Linked DNA regions of Homo sapiens: region 2 is linked to region 1. A link is an interaction called in ENCODE POLR2A ChIA-PET data of the cell type or tissue named here. Cell type or tissue: GM12878. All regions are shown on one strand. Each heading gives the region's core, and the rest is flanking DNA. Links, peaks and the distances in the headings are about the cores only.

Region 1 (5,378 bases), core at 243-5,242:
TAGTATTTTGAACAGCACATTTTTCCTGCTTTTTGAACAAGAGGCCTGCATTTACATTTTGCACTGGACTCCACAAATTATGGAACCGGCCCTGTAGCAGAGTCCTCACCCCCAAAGACCCAGAAGACTTGGAAATGGAAAAGAAGCCCAATATTTTCCCATGTGATAAAAGGGCCAGGCATGTTTTTTTGGAGGCCAATTTTACCAGCCAGTCCTCTCCAGTCCAGACTATTCCCCTGAGATCACTGGTTTATCTTCCCCTCATCCTAACTGGTGGGCCTAACCCATTTTTACCCTGATTTTCCAAAATGACCCAGGGTTAAGAGAAGGAAACACAAGCCAAAGACTCTGAGAAAATATTTGCAAAACATATATCAGATAGAGGATTTGTATTCCAAATATACAAAGAACTGTTAAAACTCAATCATAACAAAATGGTGTCTGGGTGTGGTGGCTCACACCTGTAATCCCAGCACTTTGGGAGGCTGAGACAGGTAGATCACCTGAGGTTAGGAGTTCAGGACCAGACTGGCCAGCATTGTGAAACCCCATCTCTACTAAAAATACAAAAATTAGCCAGACGTGGTGGCACGCACCTGTAGTCCTGGCTGCTCGGGAGGCTGAGGCAGGAGAATTGGTTGAACCTGGGAGACGGAGGTTGCAGTGAGCTGAGATCATGCCACTGCACTCCAGCCTGGGCGACAGAGTGAGACTCTGTCTCAAAAAAACAAAACAAAACAAAACAAAACAAATGAATAACATATAAAGCTTTTTTCTTTTTTCTGCAGTCTCTCTATTGACTTGTCACAATATTTTTTATTTGCTCCCTACTATCATTCTAAGTAAAGAAAACTCAGAAATCTAAATTATTAGCATGAATTTACCATTCATCTTTACATTGTGTAACGCCAATTTTTTTTTTTTTTTTTTGAGACAGGGTCTTGCTCTTGTCGCCCGGGCTGGAGTGCAATGGTGCGATATCGGCTCACTGTAACCTCCACCTCCCAGATTCAAGCGTTTCTTGTGCCTCAGCCTCCTGAGTAGCTGGGATTACAGGCATCCACCACCACGGCCGGCTAATTTTTGTATTTTTAATAGAGACAGGGTTTCACCTTTTTGGCCAGGCTGGTCTTGAACTCCTGACCTCAAGAGATCTGCCTGCCTTGGCCTCCCAAAGTGCAGGGATTACAGGCATGAGCCATTGTGCCCGGCCCGAAAAGGGGGTTTCTTAAGATCAAAATCAGAAACACCTCCAAGCAAAAACGTGAACATATATTAATTCTAGGTGGAGGGTACATGAGTGTTTATTTTACTCCCTATAGTTTTCTGTAGGTTTGAACAATTCCACAATTTTTTTTTTAAAGTAGGGCTGCCAAATTTCTCTTTTTGTTTGCCAACCCACTCCTCCCCAGTTCCTGCCTTTTAAAGACAAGGAAAACCTAAGCCTGCAGGGGGTAGGGGGAAAGCGACAGGATTGGAAGCCATGGGGTGTGAGGTGGGGAAGCAGGCAGGTGGCGGGAAGATGAGACTAATTACCCACTTCCGGGATCCGGTTTGGCTCCGCCCCCGCCCTGCTGTATCCATGGTAACCAGGTCTCCTTCGCAAGGCTGGACCAGTCGCCACGACGAGCTCCGGGGCGCCACCGGTGGCCTCTCTGATGGCCCGCTCGGCGAGGGGTCCCCAGCTATGAATCAAAGGGGGCACTTCTTGAATATAAAGAACAGCGTTGTCCTGTCCCACTGGGTCCCTTGTAACTGCATCTGCCACCCTAGGACAAGAGCAAGTCATTTCAGAAACTTCACCTACAGCCATTAGCCATCAAAGGCTTGCCGGGCACTGCCTGGTGTCACGCACTGCTTGTCGCATTTATTATGGGTGTGTGTCTGTGTGGGGACCTCCAGATTCCGCAGGGACAAGTCACTTGGGGACTCCAAGAGAGGAGAGAGCTTCATAACCTGCCCGTGTGGACGTCTATCTAGCTACACGCCCACCCTTTTATAAAATGTTTTATAAATTGATCTTACTCTAAAAGTCACATGAATCTGTAGGAAATCTGGGAAATCATCTCACCACCCACGGATAACCACAGCTAACATTTTTTTTTTTCTGAGACAGTGTCTCACTCTGTTGCCCAGGCTGAAGTCCAGTGGCATGCTCTCAGCTCACTGCAACCTCTGTTTCCCGGGTTCAAGAGATCCTCCTGCCTCAGCCTCCCAAGTAGCTGGGATTACAGGCGTGTGCCACCATGCCCTGCTAATTTTTGTATTTTTGGTAGACAGGATTTTGCCATGTTGCTCAGGCTGGTGTCAAACTCCTGTGCTCAAGTGATCCACCTGCTTCAGCCTCCCAAAGCGCCCGGCCCACAGCTAACATTTAGATCTCCGTATCCTTCCAGTAACCCCTTTCCTTTCCCATTCACTTTGAGAGCTGGCGTCTTGCAACATTGGAAATTCATAGCCTCAAAGGAATCTTCTGCCAGGGCTCTGGAAACGAGTAGACATGAGTTACAATTGCAGCTTCTTTGCTTACCTGCCACCTTTGGCAAATGAATTAATTTTTCTACACCTCAGTCTTCTGACTTGTAATATGGGAATAATACTAACAGTATCTACCGCATATTCTTCTTCTTTTTTTTTTTTTTTTTTTTTTGGACACAAGGCCTTGCTGTCACCCAGGCAGTGAGGCAAACACGGCTCACTGCAGCCTTGACCTCCTAGGCTCAAGAGATCTTTCTCCCTCAGCCTCCTTGAGTACCTGGGACCACAGGTGCGCACCACCAAAAATTTTTTATTTTTATTTTTTGTAAAGACGGTCTCTCTATGTTGCCCAAGCTGGTCTTGAACTTCTGAGCTCAAGTGATCCTCCAGACTTGTTCCCTCAAAGTACTGGGATTACAGGTGTGAGCCACCTCACCCAGCTGGGGAAATGGTCAAATGCATGTAAAATGCTTAGCACAGTGCTGAATACCCAGTAAAACGTCAGTGGAACCACACCCCCTTCTTCAAGCACAGCAGCAAAGTATAGTGTGGTATAATTATAACATTCTGCAACATAATTTTAAAAAAATTTAACATAGCACGAGCATTTTCCTTATATCCTTAAATATTACCTAAGTATGATTCTTAATTATCACATGACTATTCAACATAGGGATGTATCCAATAATTTATTTAGCCAATTCTCCATCGCTGGACCCGGGGAAGGTGAGGGTTTCCTTATCTTTTCCTTTTCTAGACAATACTGCGGAGGAAATCCCTTATTGAATGTTTGATATTACTTTAATGTCTTTATGTTCAGGAAAGCCTTCCTCTCTCTAGGATCAGATCAACATTCTCCTAAATATGTTTAGTTCTTTTATGGCTTCATTAAATTTTAAAAAAAAATTTATTTTTATTTTTTAAGAAACAAGGCCTTGCTCTGTTGCCCAGGCTGGAGTGCAGTGGTGCAATCATGGTTCACTGCAGCCTCCAGCTCCTTGGGCTCAAACAATCCTTCTGCCTCAGCCTCCCGATAACTGAGACTACAGACACACATCACCATGCCTGGCTAAGTTTTAACTTTCTTGTAGACACGGAGTCTTGCTATGTTGCCCAGGCTGGTCTTGGACTCCTGGCCTCAATCAATCCTCTCACTTAGGCCTCCCAACACACTAGGATTACAGGCGCGAATCACTGCGTCTGGCCTGGAATTTATTTTGATACCATAAAGTGAGAGTTAAGAAGTCTAATTTTATTCTTGTTCATAATAAGCTAACCAATTGTCCCAGCATCATTTCTTGAAGCAGCCAATCTTTCCTCCTTGGTTTTCTTTTTTTTTTTCTTTCTTTCTTTTTTTTTGATACAGAGTTTCGCTCTTATTGCCCAGGCTGGAGTGCAATGGCATGATCTTGGTTCACTGCAACCTCTGCCTCCCGGGTTTAAGCAATTCTCCTGCCTCAGCCTCCCAAGTAGCTGGGATTATAGACGTGTGCAACCATGCCTGGCTAATTTTTGCATTTTTAGTAGAGATGGAGTTTCACCACTTTGGCCAGGCTGGTCTTGAACTCCTGGCCTCAAGTAAGCCTCCTGCCCTGGCCTCCCAAAGTGTTGGGATTACAGGCGTGAGCCACTACGCCCAGGCAATTTTGTATTTTTAGTAGAGATGGGGTTTCACCATGTTAGCCAGGCTGGTCTTGAACTCCTGGCCTCAAGTGAGCCTCCGGGCTCGGCCTCCCCAAGTGCTGGGATTACGGGGATGAGCTACTAGGCCACCTTCATTGGATTCTAAACTCATCCATGTAACTGGTTCTTTGTTGGGGCTCTTGGCTCTGGCTCCCAAAGACGTGCTGGATTTATATGTGGCAGTGTTGGTCACAAGCCATCAGTTTGTAGAGTCCCATGGAAACTCAACCTCACAGCACTGGCCACACGTGTCAAAAAGGAGTTGCCAAGTCTTAGGCTTTTCTCCAGCCGGTGTTGGCTGTCTTTGCTTCCTTTTTCCCACCATGTAAAATACTATATTTTTGCCAAGCCCCAAATCACGTTGTCCATGATCAGCCACCTCTACCCATGGCCATTTCTATGACTGAGCAATGTCTTAGCACTTATGTATTCAGCCTCCTCATCTGGAGCAGACTGTATTTTTCAAAGATGTCCTCATCAATATATTTATCTATCCTATGTGCTCTTTTTACAAATTGACTGATAGACCTCTCCTGAAAAGTGGAGTCTGTGTGCCCTCTGAACCTTTAATAGGTTCAGACATCTTATTTGGGATGATGAAAGAGTTATGGAAATGGATCACAGTGATGGCTGCACAAATTATTTTTCTTAGTTTTAAAGTTTTGTTTAGAGATAGGATCTTGCTCTGTTGCACAGGCTGGAGTGCCGTGGCGCTATCATAGCTCACTGCAGCCTCAACCTCCCGGGCTCAAGTGATCCTGCCCCCTCAGCCTCCTGAGTAGCTGAGACCACAGGCATGTGCCACCATGCCTGGCTAATTTTTAAAGATCTTTAGTAGAGATCGGATCCCAGGCTGGTCTTGTACTCCTGCCCTCAAGCAATTCTCCTATCTCAGCCTCTCAAAGTGTTGGGATTATAGGTGTGAGTCACTGTGCCTGGCCTTCAACTTTTTTTTAGTGGTGAATAGTAACTTACTAGTATATTGTAAATAATAGAACTAATAAGTGCAGGGCTCTCCTGTACATCAGAGTACCATATACCTACCTTGTGGTTAAAGACCTGGGTTTTGGATTTAGGCAAACTTGCATTCACATTCAGCGCCATATCTGTGCTGATCTTGGTGTGCTCTTGAGCAAGTTACTTGATCTCTCTGGGCCTTGGTTTCCTGAACTGTAAAATGGATAAAACAGAACCCTTGCCAAGAGTTGCTGGAGAAT
Region 2 (5,378 bases), core at 205-5,204, 79 kb after region 1:
AGGGGCTCCCTGGGGAAGAGGCTGCCTTTGGATTCTCGCTTTGCCTGCACTGAGTAGAATGCACTGATGGCCTCCAGTAAGATGAGGCTGTGCGAGAACATGGTGCGTGTGGGTAAACACCTGTTTTTGAGGGAGAACATAAATTGGAGGAAATCCACTTTTTGAGATAATGTATTTCTTAATAAAACACCTTAGTTAGGCAGCTGAAGCAAAATGGGTACATGTTTGTGGGAGTTCTTGGGGCCCTGGGGAGTAAGCATCTCACCACTCCAATACAGTGTATGTCAACAGTGGGAAAATGTCCCGAGTAAGAGTGTAAAATTGTTGAAGGATGCTTCTCTTATAATCTTATTTGTTTGACCCTGAAAACGTAAGTTTATTATTATTATTTTTGAGACAGTCTCACTGTGTCACCCAGGCTGTCACCCAGGCTGTAGTGCAGTGGCACGATCGCACACCACTGCAGCCTTAACATCCTGGGCTCAAGCCATCCTCCCACCTCAGCCTCTCGAGTAGCTGGGACTACAGGCTCATGCCACCACGCCCGGCTAAGTTTTTGTATTTTTTTGTAGAGACCCAGGCTGGTTTTGAACTCCTGAGCTCAAGCACTGGGATTACAGGCATGAGCCGCCGTACCTGGCCCATAAGTTTATTCAGTTTTGTTTTGTTTTGTTTTGTTTTGTTTTGTTTTGTTTTGTGATAGGGTCTTACTTTGTTGTCCAGGCTGGAGTGCAGTGGTGTGATCGTAGCTTACTTCAGCCTTGACCTCCTGTGCTCAGGTGAGCCTCCCAAGTAGCTGGGACTACAGGTGTGTGTCACCGTACCTGGCTGATTTTTCACACTTTTTGTAGAGATGATGTCTCACTATGTTGCCCATGCTGGTCTTGAACTCCTGGGCTCAAGTGATCCTCCTACCTCAGCCTCCCAAAGCACTGGGATTACAGGCGTGAGCCACTGTGCCTAGCTCGTAAGTTTATTCTGTGATCCGGTAGGTTGGTTATGGTTTCTTTCTGTTGTTGTTGTTTTTCCTGTTTCGTTCCCTTGCTTGCTTATTTTCCCTCGCTTGCTCATGCCCCTTCATCGCTCTCTAACTTTTTTCCCTTTTTCTTACCCCGACTTCTACCTGAATGCTAGGCGCTGGGCTAGGCTCTGGGGAGTCATTGGTGGATTATACAAGCCTGGCCCGTGACCCCATTCAGCTTGCAGCCTAGTGGGGAAGGCATATGGGCATTTGCAACATGGAGTGACAGATTCCATGGGCCGATGCACGGTAATTGGGGGTGCACAGGCAGGGACTCCAACCGCGGGCCTCAAGGATGGTTTCTGAGTTGAGCTCTGATGGGCAGGGATGAATGAATGGTGGGGGCAGGGGAGCATGTCATGTTAGCGTCTCTGGGTGGTGGAAGATATGAGAATGAATTGGCAGAAGATCCATCTGGAAGGATGGAGAGAGGGTCATCATAGCTCATAGTAGAGAGCTGGCGGGGAGTGATGGAGTCGGGGCTGGGAGGTCAGAAGTAGCCAGGCAACGTTGGATGCTGAAGCCTTATGAAGGAATTTTGCCATTAGGTTAAAGATGGCGAGAAGCTGGGGGTACAAAATTCATCAAATAGGAAAGGATATAGCACCTTTGTGCTATACCAACAAATAGGAAAGGATATAGCACACTCTGTCCCCCAGCCACTCTGTTTCTGTCCTTGCAGGTAGCTGCTGTTATATGTGCACCTACTGGTCTTTGGCTCTTCTTTGTTTTTCCTTGTTTTCATTTAAGCATCTGTCCTAGAGATGGGTTGGATGGTGTTCCCCCTAAATTCATACGTGGAAACCCTAACCCCAGTGCCTCAGAATGGGACCTTATTTGGAGAGAGGGTCTTTACGGGGATGATCAAGTGAAAATGCGGTCATGAGGGTGGGCCTAATCCAGTGTGACTGCTGTCCTTATATATAGGAAGAGGAAATTTGGACACAGACACACGTAGAGGGGAGATGATGGGAAGAGACTTAGGGAAAAGGCAGCCAGCTGCCAGAAGCAAGGAGAGGCCTAGAACAAACCCTGCCACCACAGCCCTCAGAAGGAGCCCATCCTGCTGCCACCTTGATCTTGGACTTGGAGCTTCCAAAACTAGAGAATAAATTTTGGTTATTTGAGTCACCCAGTTTGTGATACTTGATTATGACAGCCCTAGCACGTTAATGGCCATATCAAGAGTAGGCAAGAATATGGATTATAAATTATGATATCTGCTTTCTTCCATTTAAACTTTTAAATTCATTTAATAAATGAAAGCTTCAAGCATGCAAGACATAGATACTGTAATGAATTCCCACACAGCTTCCACCCAGCCTGAATTAGCTGCAGCCCATCTTTCTTCATGCTGCCCCCGTCCACTTTCTCCACGCCCTCGTGCTGTTTGGAAGCAAATTCCAGACATCATTAAGTAGGTCACTATCTCCAAAAGATAAGGACTACATTTAAAAACAAGCACATGACCATTATCACTCCAAGGAGAAATGAATTACATTTTCTTAATATGGTCAGTTAGTGTTCAGATTTCCAATAGCCTGAAATGTCATAGTTTTTAAAATAGGTTGAATCATGATTCAAATAACATCCATATGTTGGAATTGGTGGGTAGGTCGTTTAAGTCTTTTAATGTTTGCCACTCTCCCTCTCTTCATCTCTTTCTTTTTTACATTTTCCTAGGCTTTTCTCCCCAAGTGTTTTTCACAGCCTGTGTTTTGCTGATTACATTCTTGTGGTGGTATTTCACATGTCTCGCTATTCATAATGTTTCCTATACATTGACATTTGGATCTAGGTGGTTGATTAGATTCAGGTTTGATATTGTTTTTGTTTGCTTGTTTTGGGCAGTACTGTTGCATAGGTGGTGATGTGTTTTTCTGTCAGGAGATAATGTCTGTCTTTCTGTGTTATCAGCTATTGATATAAATTTCATGTGTCATAAAATGTTATTTTGGATTAAAAATACGATTTAAAAACGTGAATTCTTAATTATTCTTAGCTTTCAGGCCATACCAAAACAAAAACTGTGGGCAGGATTTCACCCAGTGGCCACAGTTTCCTGATCCCTATTACCCGAAGAGAGCAGCTGCTTAGACCACAGGGGTACCAAAGTTCAATGTTACAAAACTGTGATACATTGTTTTCTAAGGTAGTTGTGACACCAGCAGTGAATAAGCAGCTCTACTTCCTGAACCGAGGTCTTTACATTAGCAGTTCACTTTAAAAGAAACCAGGGCTCTTTGGGGAAATGATTGATAGGAGGTTTGAAACAGAAACTATAAAAGATGAGCCTGGAACAACCCAGGGAACAAGAACTCCACCCAGGCCTGCCGGGACCCTGTGGGAGGGCTTGGGAGCAAACCGCTTTAGAGGCCCTGCTTGCCAAAGACAGGACAATGGGAGTGTCAATCAGAACAACCACAACGGATGGAAGCCTGTGGGTGCTTTAAATCCATTAGCTCATGATGATACCACAAAACAGTGACAGCAGCTCTCTGAACTGGTCACTGCCAGAGGATGCTAGTGAACCAACTTTTTTTTTTTTGAGACGGAGTCTCACTCTGTCGCCCAGGCTGGAGTGCAGTGGCGCAATTTTGGCTCACTGCAACCTCTGCCTCCTGGGTTCAAGCAATTCCCCTGCCTCAGCCTCCCGAGTAGCTGGGACCACAGGCGCGCGGCACCACGCCTGGCTAATTTTTTGTATTTTAGTAGAGACGGGATTTCACCATGTTGGTCAGGATGGTCTCAATCTCCTGACCTTGCGGTCCCCCGACCTTGGCCTCCCAAAGTGCTGAGATTACAGGCGTGAGCCACCGCACCCAACCACCAACTCATTTTTTAAAAACTGGCAAAGAGAAAGATTGAAGTATCTAGTCTGCCTTTTCCTTATGACTTGAACCACTGGGTAACCAAATAGTAAATGTGAGGAAATTTCTCTTTATAAAAGCATATCCACTAGTGACTGAACAAGGAATGACAACATTAGGATATCCAGCATTTTGTAATCCCTAATGGATCTAAATATTGATCATCATTTCTTTTTATCTGTGGCCTTTAATTTTTTTTTTAATTGAATCCCAAAATGGCTTCACAGACAACTCTTTAGTTAATTACATATGGGTCCAGTTTCATCTGAGGTTCTAGAGATCGTGAATCAGATAATTGGGCTGGAGTTATAATGGTTGAATTAATAGGTGGTATTCCTGGCTTACCTTGAGTCATTACTGAGAAATTGCATTCTCCAAATTACCTGTCTCTAAAACAGATAATATGTACCTACCTCTTAGAGTTTCTCAAGTTTTCTGCTTATTGAATCAAGTTCTAGGTAGCTATTAAAATGCTTTGAAAACTATTAAATGAAAACTCACAGAATGTGCTGTAGACATGCCGGGTGTTTTTTAATCAGTGTCTTGGGGAAAGCATACGTATTCCGCCAGACCTCATGTGGTGCTTGCTCTCAATTTGTGATGGGAAAAGCTGCCTAAATGTATGGTGATGCCTGTTCTTGATGTTGTTTGGTAGATGACTGGCTCGACGTATGCCCTTCTCAGTGCTGTAGGCTGCATGTTAAAGCTGCCTTTCTTTATCAGGTTCTAACAGCTGCAGTCAGGAACTGTGTCAGGGACTGGTTTCTAGTTTGACCACGGCGGTATAGGGATTTTATTTGTGGTTCCTCAAGTCTAGAATTTACTTCCTCTCTGTGGTTTCTGCAAACCCATCTCACCTTCCAGCCTATGTTTGATTTCCTCATTTTATGGAAGTTTTTTTTTTTCATTGCTAAATAGAGTTTTTTTTTATAGCACAGTGCTTTTGGATTCATCAAAAGAAAAATACTTTAAAGTTTTAAAAAGGGGTAACTAAAAATGTCTACTTGAAGCTACCTAGTCAATTTCTGAGGCAGTAGTTTTAATGGGACTGTTAGATACTGAGGTTGAGTAAGTGTGGTTCACACTGAGGAAATCTAAGGGAGAGTAGGTGCCCTGCAGACCCTAGCAGAAGTAAGTGTAGCAGAGAGCTAGGGCAAAGCGTGGCATAGTTCATTGGTCTTAACCTGGTTATACTCTTCATACCTATCTAGTGACTCACAGAGGACACTTTCATGAATCAGATAATTAGGCTGGCATTCATACAGTCCTTATCCAGTTCTGTAATAAATAAGTAGTTTGTGATGCTTAAAAAAACAAAACAAAAACTCTGGGTGCAAGAGAGGAAAAAGTAAGTCAAGATCAGCTATGTGGAGTTTGAGGAAGTATAAACTACCCTAATTAATGACAGACTTGGGTTCAAAGGACAGTGGGCTGTTTTTAAGTGTTAAAGGTTAACCACATAGAGGCAGAGCAGTGGGGTTTCAAGG

What was found. Peaks named below come from ENCODE experiments on the same cell type or tissue, not always from the same donor. Only the 100,000 strongest peaks of a DNase experiment are listed, where the experiment ranks them.
Region 2: POLR2A ChIA-PET joins it to region 1 with 10 read pairs; 5 of 35 experiments call an interaction of 5 or more read pairs at or near these places.

The regions. Positions count from the first base shown.
Region 1 is chr7:98,049,751-98,055,128 of GRCh38, forward strand. No RefSeq gene overlaps it. Among named protein-coding and RNA genes, the nearest start is that of LMTK2, 54 kb to the right of the region's middle. In GM12878, for the core only: no CTCF peak of the experiment used is centred there; no DNase peak of the experiment used is centred there.
Region 2 is chr7:98,128,700-98,134,077 of GRCh38, forward strand. All of the region lies in intron 1 of LMTK2 (lemur tyrosine kinase 2), which reads left to right. Among named protein-coding and RNA genes, the nearest start is that of LMTK2, 25 kb to the left of the region's middle. RefSeq lists enhancers at 3,692-4,192, 4,752-4,801. In GM12878, for the core only: no CTCF peak of the experiment used is centred there; DNase peaks (open chromatin) are centred at 3,162 and 4,672.